2 separate regions of the Homo sapiens genome follow, and region 1 is linked to region 2. Evidence: read pairs that join two places in POLR2A ChIA-PET (ENCODE). Cell type or tissue: OCI-LY7. All regions are shown on one strand.

Region 1 (5,000 bases), 1.9 Mb after region 2:
TTCCACATGGTGTTGGCCCGCAGGTGCACAGAAGTCAAGAATTCAGGTTTGGGAACCTTCGCCTACATATCAGAGGATGTATGGAAATGCCGGGATATCTAGGCAGAAGTTTGCTGCAGGGGTGGAGCTCTCATGGAGAACCTCTGCTAGGGCAGTGCAGAAGGGAAATGTGGGGTCAGAGCCCCCACACAGAGTCTCCACTGGGGCACTGCCTAGTAGAACTGTGAGAAGAGGGCCACTGTCCTCCAGACCCCAGAATGGTAGATCCACCAACAGCTTGCACCGTGAGCCCGGAAAAGCTGCAGGCATTCAATGTAAGCCTGTGAAAGCAGCCAGGAGGGGAGCTGTACCCTGCAAAGCCACAGGGGCAGAGCTCCCCAAGGCCGTGGGAGCCCACCTCTTGCATCAGTGTGACCTGGATGTGAGACATGGAGTCAAAGAAGATCATTTTGGAACTTTAAGTTTTAATGACTGCCCTATTGGATTCTGGACTTGCATGGAGCCTGTGGCGCCTTTGTTTTGGCCAATTTCTTCCATTTAGAGTGGATGTATTTACCCAACGCCTGTACCTCCATTGTATCTAGGAAGTAACTAACTTGCTTTTGATTTTACAGGTTTGTAGGCAAAAGGGACTTGCCTTGTCTCAGATGAGACTTTGATCTTGAACTTTTGGGTTCATGCTGGAATGAGTTAATACTCTGAGGGACTGTTGGAAGGGCATGATTATGTTTTGAAATGTGAGGACTTGAGATTTGGGAGGGGCCACAGGTGGAATGGTATGATTTGGCTGTGTCACCACCCAAATCTCACCTTGAATTATAGTTCCCATAATCCCCACATGTCGTGGGAGGTAACTGAATCATGGGGGCAGTTACCCTCATGCTGTTCTTGTGATAGTGAGTTCTCACAAGATCCATTGGTTTTATAGGGGCATTTCCCCCTTTGCTAGGCACTTCCTCTCCTGCCACCTTGTGAAGAAAGATGTTTTCACTTCCCTTTCTGCCATGATTTTAAGTTTCCTGTGGCCTCACCAGCCATGCAGAACTGTGAATCAATTAAACCTCCTTCCTTTATAAGTTATCCAGTCTCAAGTATTTCTTCATAGCAGTATGAGAATGGGCTAATACACTTAGTATATTGCATATACTATTTTGGCACTCAGGATATTGTATTTTCAGTAATTTAATTCAATAACAAACACTTATTGAGCTAAACACTCTTATTCATCTTGACTTTCTTAGTACATGTCAATGTTCTTATACATAGTGGGTGTGTATTAAATGATGAAAAATGCCCTCTGGAGCACTATGAACTAAAGGTAACAACGTGGTATATCTTTGCATACAAATAATACTCCTATAAGGAACCATCGTATGCCACCTTCTCTGCCCCGGAACTGGGAGATTTTGTTATTCACTCCCTACAGATGTCCAGCCTGGTGGAGCTGATTTTTAATGGTACTATTGTCAACACCTGATGATCAACTGCTTCCTAGATCCTGGCATTTGGAAACTGTCTGCCATCTAATACGAAACATGGCAGGATAGTGGTGTCCTGGAAGTTATGCACCAGTAACAGATCCAGTGTCATATCCATAAAGAAAACTGGATAGCGTTCCTGCATGGTAGACTTTCATTTCAGTCTGAGGTTTGATGTATCTTTGACTGACAGACTGCAAGATGACGTGTTGGCTTCCTGAACGTGGTTTATGTCCTTGCCTCATATTGTATCACCTTGTATGCTACTGAAGTGGAAAAAAATCAATCACTGCAGTTAATCTGTATTTCAGAAACTCCAAGTCTGTCTGGCAGAAGTTTACTTAAGGTCCTTTCTTCCTCATAAGCTTATGGTCCCCCACTTTCATAAAAGAGAACATGACCTTCTTCAAATGCTCCCAGGCAGACCCCAAAAAGCAATGATCAATGAAAAAACACTTCAGTTTGATGATTTCAAAGTGTTTGAAAGAGTTCTTCAGGTTTTATCTATACAGGCCCTGGGAGTAATTTTATTTTATTTTTTTTAATTAACTGATGTGGAAAGTTGGTCCCTAAAAAAAAAAAAAAAAAGTCAAACCAAACAACAAGCTCTTCTAGTTTCATCACTGAATTGACAAAACCTATTGGCTATTTTAGGTCAAACAAATAGTGCCTCAATCAGTGATTAATCAATTAACATACAATTGTTGAGCCTTCCTGTTGGCCCAGAATTTTACAAATACTAAAGTGCATATAAAAGATGAAAAACATACTTTTGTCTTTATGGAGATTAAAAACTAAGATAGAGTAAAAAGTTATAAACTCAGGAGTTATGTAATAGATATTTTCTATAATCCTTGGTGTTGTCAGCATTGAGAAGAAAGTGATTAATAGGAAATATAGTATCCCCAGAAGACTATATTTTGCTCTAAGGCTGTTTCTATGGAATTTCAATGCCTCACTCTCCCCCAAAATTATCAATAAATAATAATTTCACATTTAGAATTCAATATGAAGAAGCACTTCTGCTTCCTGTAGTACAGCAGATAAATTATTCTGGATAGCCTTGTTATTTAGCATCTAGATGGCCAAATAAGTTGCAACAAATACATATCTAAATGATTGCTGAGCAGTGACAAATACAGAGCAGACACAGGAAGCAAACACCTAGGCATACTTTTGGAGCCTCTGTTTAAGGCTTTTAGCTTGGCAGGAACAGACAACGAAGCAACTGTCACAGTGTTCTAACTCTCTTTTGAGAAGTTCAAACATCTGGAACTATTCACTGAATTACATTGCATATAATTCCAGGGGCCTAGGATGGCTCCTGCAGTCTGCAAGACTCCAGCTCCTACTTGGACTCTCCATGGACTTTGATATCATTAGGCTAATACTAGAGTTGAATGGCTGTTGCAAATTTTCCTAATACTAGTGTTCACTGCTATAGCTAGCTTTCATATTTTGAAATTTTTTGCTACCTTTTTTGGGTTCTTTTAAGATATTAGAGTTTTATTGTCTTTGTATTCCCTGACCTTATACCTAAGCATTTATGAACTGCTTCATTGTATAAAAATGTTGCATTATCATTTTATTTTAAACCAAATTCTGATTATTTTCTAGTATATTCAATAATTTTACTTTTGTAATTAACAAAAATTTTATATATTTATGATATACAATATGATGTTTTGAGAGAGGGATACATACACACACACAAACACACACACACACACACACACACATTGTGGAATGATTAAACCAAGCAAATTAACATATACATCACCACATATATTAATACTTGTGATGAGAGTATTAAAATCTACTCTCTTGGTAATTTTCAAGTACACAATGCATTATTGTCATGGGTAGTCATCATGCATTTAAATAGATCTTCAGAACTTATTTCTCCTAAGCGAAACTTTGTACCCTTTGACCAACATTTCCCCTTACATCCCATCCCTGCCCTAGCTCCTGTTAAACCAACATTTCACTTTCTGCTTCTATGAGTCTGAGTTTTTTAGATTCCTTATATAAGTGAGATCATGCATGAACATTACCCAACGAGTTAAAAAAAGAACTATCATATGATCTAGCAGTTCCACTTCGGATATATATTCAAAGGATATGAAATCAATTACGTTGAAGAAAAATCTGCATTCCTGTGTTCACTGCAGCATTATTCACAATAGCCAAGGTATGGAATCTACCTAACTGCTCATCAATGGATGAATGGATAAAGAAAATGTAGTATATAGGTACACATTGAAATATTATTCAGTTTTAAAAAAGAAGACAACCTTGTCATTTGCAACAGCATGGATGAATCTGGAGGACATTATGCTAAGTGAAGCCATGCATAGAAAAACCATTTTACTTTCAAACTGCTATCTACCTTAGTTCTTTTTCTTTGTTAATATTGTAAAACATATCCTGAAAATTGCATGGTAGCTACTTTTTGGTCTGAAAACCTTGCAAATACACACACACACACTCTCTCTCTCTCATATACACACAACTTTTACCAAATAATTGAATGAATTAATATTAAAATAGACAGTGTGGGATTTTATTTTTAGTAGCAACTCAAGTAAACAGCTTGATTATACAAAATAATCTACATTTCACTGGGAATAGGTAGATAAAGGAGATAGTTGTCCCTAGAAAAGAAAATATATTTTTATACAAATAAGAAAAAGGCAAGATGAGATCAGGCACAAGCTTTGTGCAAGCTTACAGCTTTAATTTAGCTAAATATATGATATTAAAGTCATGCTTCTCTTTGCAAAGTAAATATGCATAGACAGAAAGACAGTGAGCCAAAACCTTAAGAAGAAGAGCTTTGAAGACAGACAACACAAAACTGCACTCTAATTCTGTATCTACCACATATGGACTTAGTGGCCTCATGGTTTTCATCTATAAATTTGAGACTGTGAAACCTATCCAGGAGGATTATTTTAAGTAATACATGACATAGAGATGTCTCCAATGTAGTTGGTGTTAAAACACTAACTAGTGCTCATCAAAAGCTATACCCTACTTTCTCACACATATACATACACCATAGCTATTTCCATCCATATTAGGTCATCATTAACTCGCTTTGAAAAGTAGGAGAGAAATATCAATTAAAAAAAAATATATAGACAACCCAGGCGAGGATCATCTGACATTATACAAGGTAGAGACTGCATTCCAGCTATAGCCTTTAATACTGGGCTTCCCTGTTAGGCAAATCTCCGGCTTTGCATTTACTATACTAGCAGCTCTTAGAAAACAGTTGAGAATTAATATTTAATTTCAACTTAGTGTTTATAAGACCAATTCTTGTTGGTGTTATTTACCTGCAAAATTGGTAGTAATATGTCTCTATTGTTTCCAGCCTGGAACACAACAAAGGAAAGGTGGAATCAAGAGTTACTTGTTAGTTGCATTCCAAATTTCAGACTTCATGAATAAGAGAGATTTAGTAAAAAAATATAGCATTAGCACTCAACTTCTTCTTATCTATAATCGATAATGGAT
Region 2 (5,000 bases):
CAGCTGATTTGCAGAGCCTGGTCATTATGTCGTTTTTCTAGGATTCTATCCATTTTAGAAAATCTATTCCATTCATGTGAACAGAAATGATCCTGCTTAAAAGCAGGAGCACTGAGAGTCCATTATACGTATGCAGAGAGCTACCATTTTGCCTCCTTTGGTAACTTGGGGGTGGCTTTGTAGATGAAATGCCCAGCATAAAGTTGATCCTTTGGGGATGGCATCATATCTGTGAATCTGTAGATCGCCGTGTAGATGAAATGGCTGGGTTTTCAGCTAATTTGTACTGATGGAATCACATCCACCTGAGCACCAGAAAAATCTAATTGTGGACAGAAGAGAGTAGGCATGTAATATACAATGTGGCATGAACTGAAAGTGATTTAGCAGTGAAAACTATTTACTTATTATTTTCCCTGCCACCTCCTCAACTGATATGCTGCATTAAAGATAAGCTTGGGCTAATCTGCTAGGATTGATAAAGAGTTTTCCAATTCTGAAGACTGCATCAGAGCCTCATTCACTAGCATTTACAAATTTTAGATTCAGTATCTCAAAATGTGCAGGGAGTGTGGGAGATGAAACAGATTGCGGAGGTGGAGTATTGCTTGAATTTTGTCAGCACAACAACTAAATAAGGGCATAAGAAGAGAGAACCACTGTCAAACCATTCAGTGATATACAGAAACTCAAATCTCTATATGTCAATCTCTTGGCATTTGGCACAAAAATTATTTTCTAGTGGGCTGAATCTTTCATTTTTTTAAACCAGATGTTTTAGAGATGTGTATTCCCAGAATTAGACTAAAGTTTCCAAATATCATTGTAGGCTTTCTACCAACTATTATTAAATATGTCATTATTCATTTATTCACTCATTCGGTTAACAAATGTGTATTGAGCACTTAACCAACAACTATTTCCAATGCTGGAGATCTGCTGGTGAATAAGTCACACTGGTCCCTTCTGTCTTGGAGCTCACACTCTGAATAAAAGGAGCCTCCAGGGGGGAATTTTTGTTCTGAGAGGATGCTTGATAAGCTAACCTCTAGAAATACTCTCTTCTCTAACATTCTATTTGGTAGTAATCTGGGATAGCCAGCTTTGCATGCATAATTCTATTAATCCCTAATTTTGTTGAGTACTTTATATTTACTCTAAAAAGTAGTTTTATATGTGTTTTCCCATTTGTGCCTAATCTGCTCTTTAATCCATTTGTTGATTTTGTAATTTCAGTTTTTAAAATATTTGTTTGATTTTTTTCTAGAAGCTTTATTTAATTCTTTCCCAAGTATGTTTCATTATTTTCAGTCTACTGTTTCTATTATACTTGAGACAGATACTTTAGTTTTTATAACTGCATTAAGGATAATTATTTAGGCTACCCATTTGATAATCCTAATATTGGCAGTCTTTCTGAGTCTGTTGTTTTTGTTTTCTGTGAACACATGTTTTATGGAACATAACCTGTAGGAGTTTTTTTGAGGACCAGTTTTAAGTTGCTTTCCTCTAAAGTTAATTTTCTTTTGTTTATGAAAAGTAAACACTAAGTTCAAACTAACTTCTAAGCTTTATATCCTCCCCACTATACTAGTAGTGTATATTCTGGCTATAACCCAAGTGAGTTCCAGTTTGTAAACATAAATTTTCAGGGAAACTTTTCTACCTCCCAATTTCTTTCACCCAGAGTTGAGATGAGAGCAAGTGTCCTCCTTGTCTTCTTTAACAGACTCCCCGCCTTGGTTTATCTCCTCTCACTGAGGTTCTTGTGTTCTGCAGGAGCTGGCTTGATGTGAGATTGTCCTCTAAAGCTGTAACATCCTTCCCTCAGGTCTTTACTGGTTTTTGTATCATCATGCTTCAATTCGGGTGTTACCTCTTTAAAAAGTTCTGCCCTGACTGTGGGAAGTACACTTCCTGGTCATGTGATCCTATCTTATTGTCTTTATGCCCTTATTCGTTCCTGACACTAGCTAGTTATCTAACTGATTAATTTTTCTATATTTTTGTCAACTCTCCCCATCAAGACTATCAACCCCAGGAGTGTGGGGCTATCCTTTTTTGTTCGTTGTTGCTTCCCCAGTGCCAGAGATGGTGCTTGGCCCTGGAGGAATTTATACTGAATGATTAAAGGGCCATAAGCTTTGGCTGGTTCTTAGTTCTCTCCAAAGTTTAAAGTCCTGTCTGGTTCTTAGCTCTCTCCAAAGTTCATGAAAGAAGTATGAAGAAAGAAAGAAAATATGAAGACTCAATGAGTTACATATGAGATGTCCCATGATATACTAGGGTGTTGCCTCCTCTTCCTTTCCTCCTTTTCTGGTCTTAGAGCTAAGTTTCTGTTCCTCTTTCTATCTCTTGGTGGGCTGATCTCAGTTTGTAACTTTGACCTATAGCAATAAACCTGCAGCTGTGCTTACTTGCTTACTTGCTTTCTTATCTCTTTATGGCAGCTTCCATATCTGATCCTAGGTCCCCAACTTGAATCTTCCTGTTTTTGACCCTTGCTATGCTTTGCCTTGATCCTCCCTCATTAGAAAAAAAAAAAAAAAGTAAAAAATAAATTTAAGAGGAAAAACAAAAACAAAATCGGCCTTTTTGTCAAATACTTTAAAATACAAGCATATTCATTATTAAAGCAGCATAATCTCATTTAAGCAAATGCTGAAAATAAATAGAAATATAGATAAAAAAATCACTACAGTCCAGCTACCTAGTCACAGTTACCGTATATTTCTTTTTACACATGCTTAGTTTTATTTTTATACAAGCTTAATTTTATTTTTCCCACTATATATATACAATTATAGCATATATACAATTTTGAATACTGATTTTTAAAAATTGTTATTTTATCTTTAAAAATGTGTTTAAATATAATCTGTGATGGCTGTATAATATTCCAGCTAATGAATATATAGTTTGCTAAGCCTTTGATCTATACTGAATGTTTGCACTGTTTCATAAGTCACATTTTAATAAAAAATTTGTAGACCTATTACATGAGTCAGATCATGTATCATGTTGAATCACACCCCTGGGAAGTGAAACAATCTAGCAAAATCTGTTACTAGTTGAGGCCAGAGTTGCCTGTGGGACACTTTTAGGGAACTACCTGGGAGGCAGGCTGAGGACTGAGATGGTCACATATGCTGAGCTGACTGTGTGAGACATAGGCATATGCAGAGAGTCTTCCTCTATAAAGATTCATTTGCGAGATGCAATCACAGAGTACAGTAGAAATTCATTCTTCGGGGCAAGGGAAACATATCTATACTTTCCTGAGCAAAATTTTGTAGTCTAGACAAATTCCAAAATTCCAATCTATTGTAATGTTCAAATGCAAATAAAACTAAAACTAAAAGTAACTGCAAATTCCTTTTTTTGTCACTAGTAAGATCCACAAGTGTTATGTTCATACTTGCAAACTTGTCAAGGAATGCAACATTTTAAAGTAACATTACTTCTGTAACAGGGACATCATTGTTGCTTGAATGTTCATTTAAAAAGTAAAGATTTATGATTCTTAAAAGTGTGAGATTAGGTTTGGCACTGATTCTCCTTTGTGTGGTACATCTATTTCAGTGACTAAACTTCATGGGAAGCACATTGTGAGAGTAAGATTAGATTTGTTTATATTTATCTTGGGAATGTTCTTAAGGGTGCCATAAGTAAACATGAGTTCTTAAAAATGAAATCATTTTAGTATTTCTCTGAAGCTCTGCTAAAAAGTAGAAAAATTAATTCTAGAGAAAGCAATAATTTGGTCCTGATGGACAAAAAGGAATACAATTATGTATTATGAAATATCTTTGCTATACCGACACGGAAGTGACATCATATTCCTTTTAAAATACCCTTCCGGAGTAGTATAAATGAAAACATATTTCCTTCTGACTTCTTTCCTTTTCACTGCACTTTACCCTGGCTTTGGTCTTTCTGCTCTTATCTGCCATTTCTTTTGTCCCTTCTTCTCCCCTCAACCCTGTCACTTTGATCTGCATTTCCTCACAATCTCCACTCCATTCTTCTTTAATTTGAAACTTCCTGCTTTATTTCTCTAGCAGCTTTATTCTACTGCACTTGAATCCTCTCTTTGAGTCAAATAGTCACATTGACTGTTAAAAAGGAAAACAATGTCAGATGTTGCCCTCTGCCCATAAAGAACAAAAACCACAGATTGAAGTATTAAAAACTTTTTTCATCTTAAGAAGAGTTTTGCTAGATGTCTTTGACTGGTGTTTTTTTTTTTTCCATAGACTATCTGATTTTGAAGAATAAAAAAAGATGGTAAAACATAGTACTGTTTACACTTATTGATATTTTTATTTAAACAGCTTCTCATTGAGTGAGTAAACTTACAGATCTGACTTCTCTATTATATTAAGGGAGCAGACTGATTAGGTTCGATCAATCATGAAGGAATGAGATGACACCTGAGATAGTCCTTTGAAAGTTAAATAATAAATAATACCTGATATCAGGGATGGCACTTATGTGTCACTCATATTCCCACTCCTGAGCTTGGCCATGGCCCACATTCCTTCTAAGCTTTACAGGTAGTTATTGTAATTTAACTAGATGTGTTCCTTGAGTTGAAATTAATTTGTCCTCTTTGCTTTAGACTGTATACCTCATGACCTCCAATTTCACAGCTGGTATGGCACATACAACCTATGAGTTAGGTCTTATTTTAAGAATTTTACGGGAACTAGTTTTGAGACTCAGAAGGATTTAAGTAACTCACCAAGGTCACATAGCTGGTAATAGAAATAATTCAGGTCTTCTGACGGCAAGATCAGAATCCTGTTTTCTATATCCCAGTTGCTGAAAAAGCTAAGCGACTGAGCTAAGTGTGCCTCAGATATCTCCTAAAGAAATAGCTAGCAAATGGTGAAAGAATAATCCAATTGTGTTAGGGAAAAGTCTTGTCCCAGAGTCACAGCAAGGTTAAGTAAAATGGGCCACCATCTACTTGGGGTGCATAGGAAATACCAAAAAAG

The links. ChIA-PET counts read pairs that join two places held together with the same protein. Peaks named below come from ENCODE experiments on the same cell type or tissue, not always from the same donor. Only the 100,000 strongest peaks of a DNase experiment are listed, where the experiment ranks them.
Region 1: POLR2A ChIA-PET joins it to region 2 with 9 read pairs; 1 of 35 experiments calls an interaction of 5 or more read pairs at or near these places.

What each region holds. Positions count from the first base shown.
Region 1 is chr2:34,167,047-34,172,046 of GRCh38, reverse strand. All of the region lies in intron 4 of LINC01317 (long intergenic non-protein coding RNA 1317), which reads right to left. Among named protein-coding and RNA genes, the nearest start is that of LINC01318, 100 kb to the right of the region's middle. In OCI-LY7, no CTCF peak of the experiment used is centred here; a DNase peak (open chromatin) is centred at 976.
Region 2 is chr2:36,057,235-36,062,234 of GRCh38, reverse strand. No RefSeq gene overlaps it. Among named protein-coding and RNA genes, the nearest start is that of CRIM1-DT, 300 kb to the left of the region's middle. RefSeq lists an enhancer at 2,410-2,459. In OCI-LY7, no CTCF peak of the experiment used is centred here; DNase peaks (open chromatin) are centred at 1,894 and 2,354; H3K4me3 peaks cover 511 bases; H3K27ac peaks cover 1,145 bases.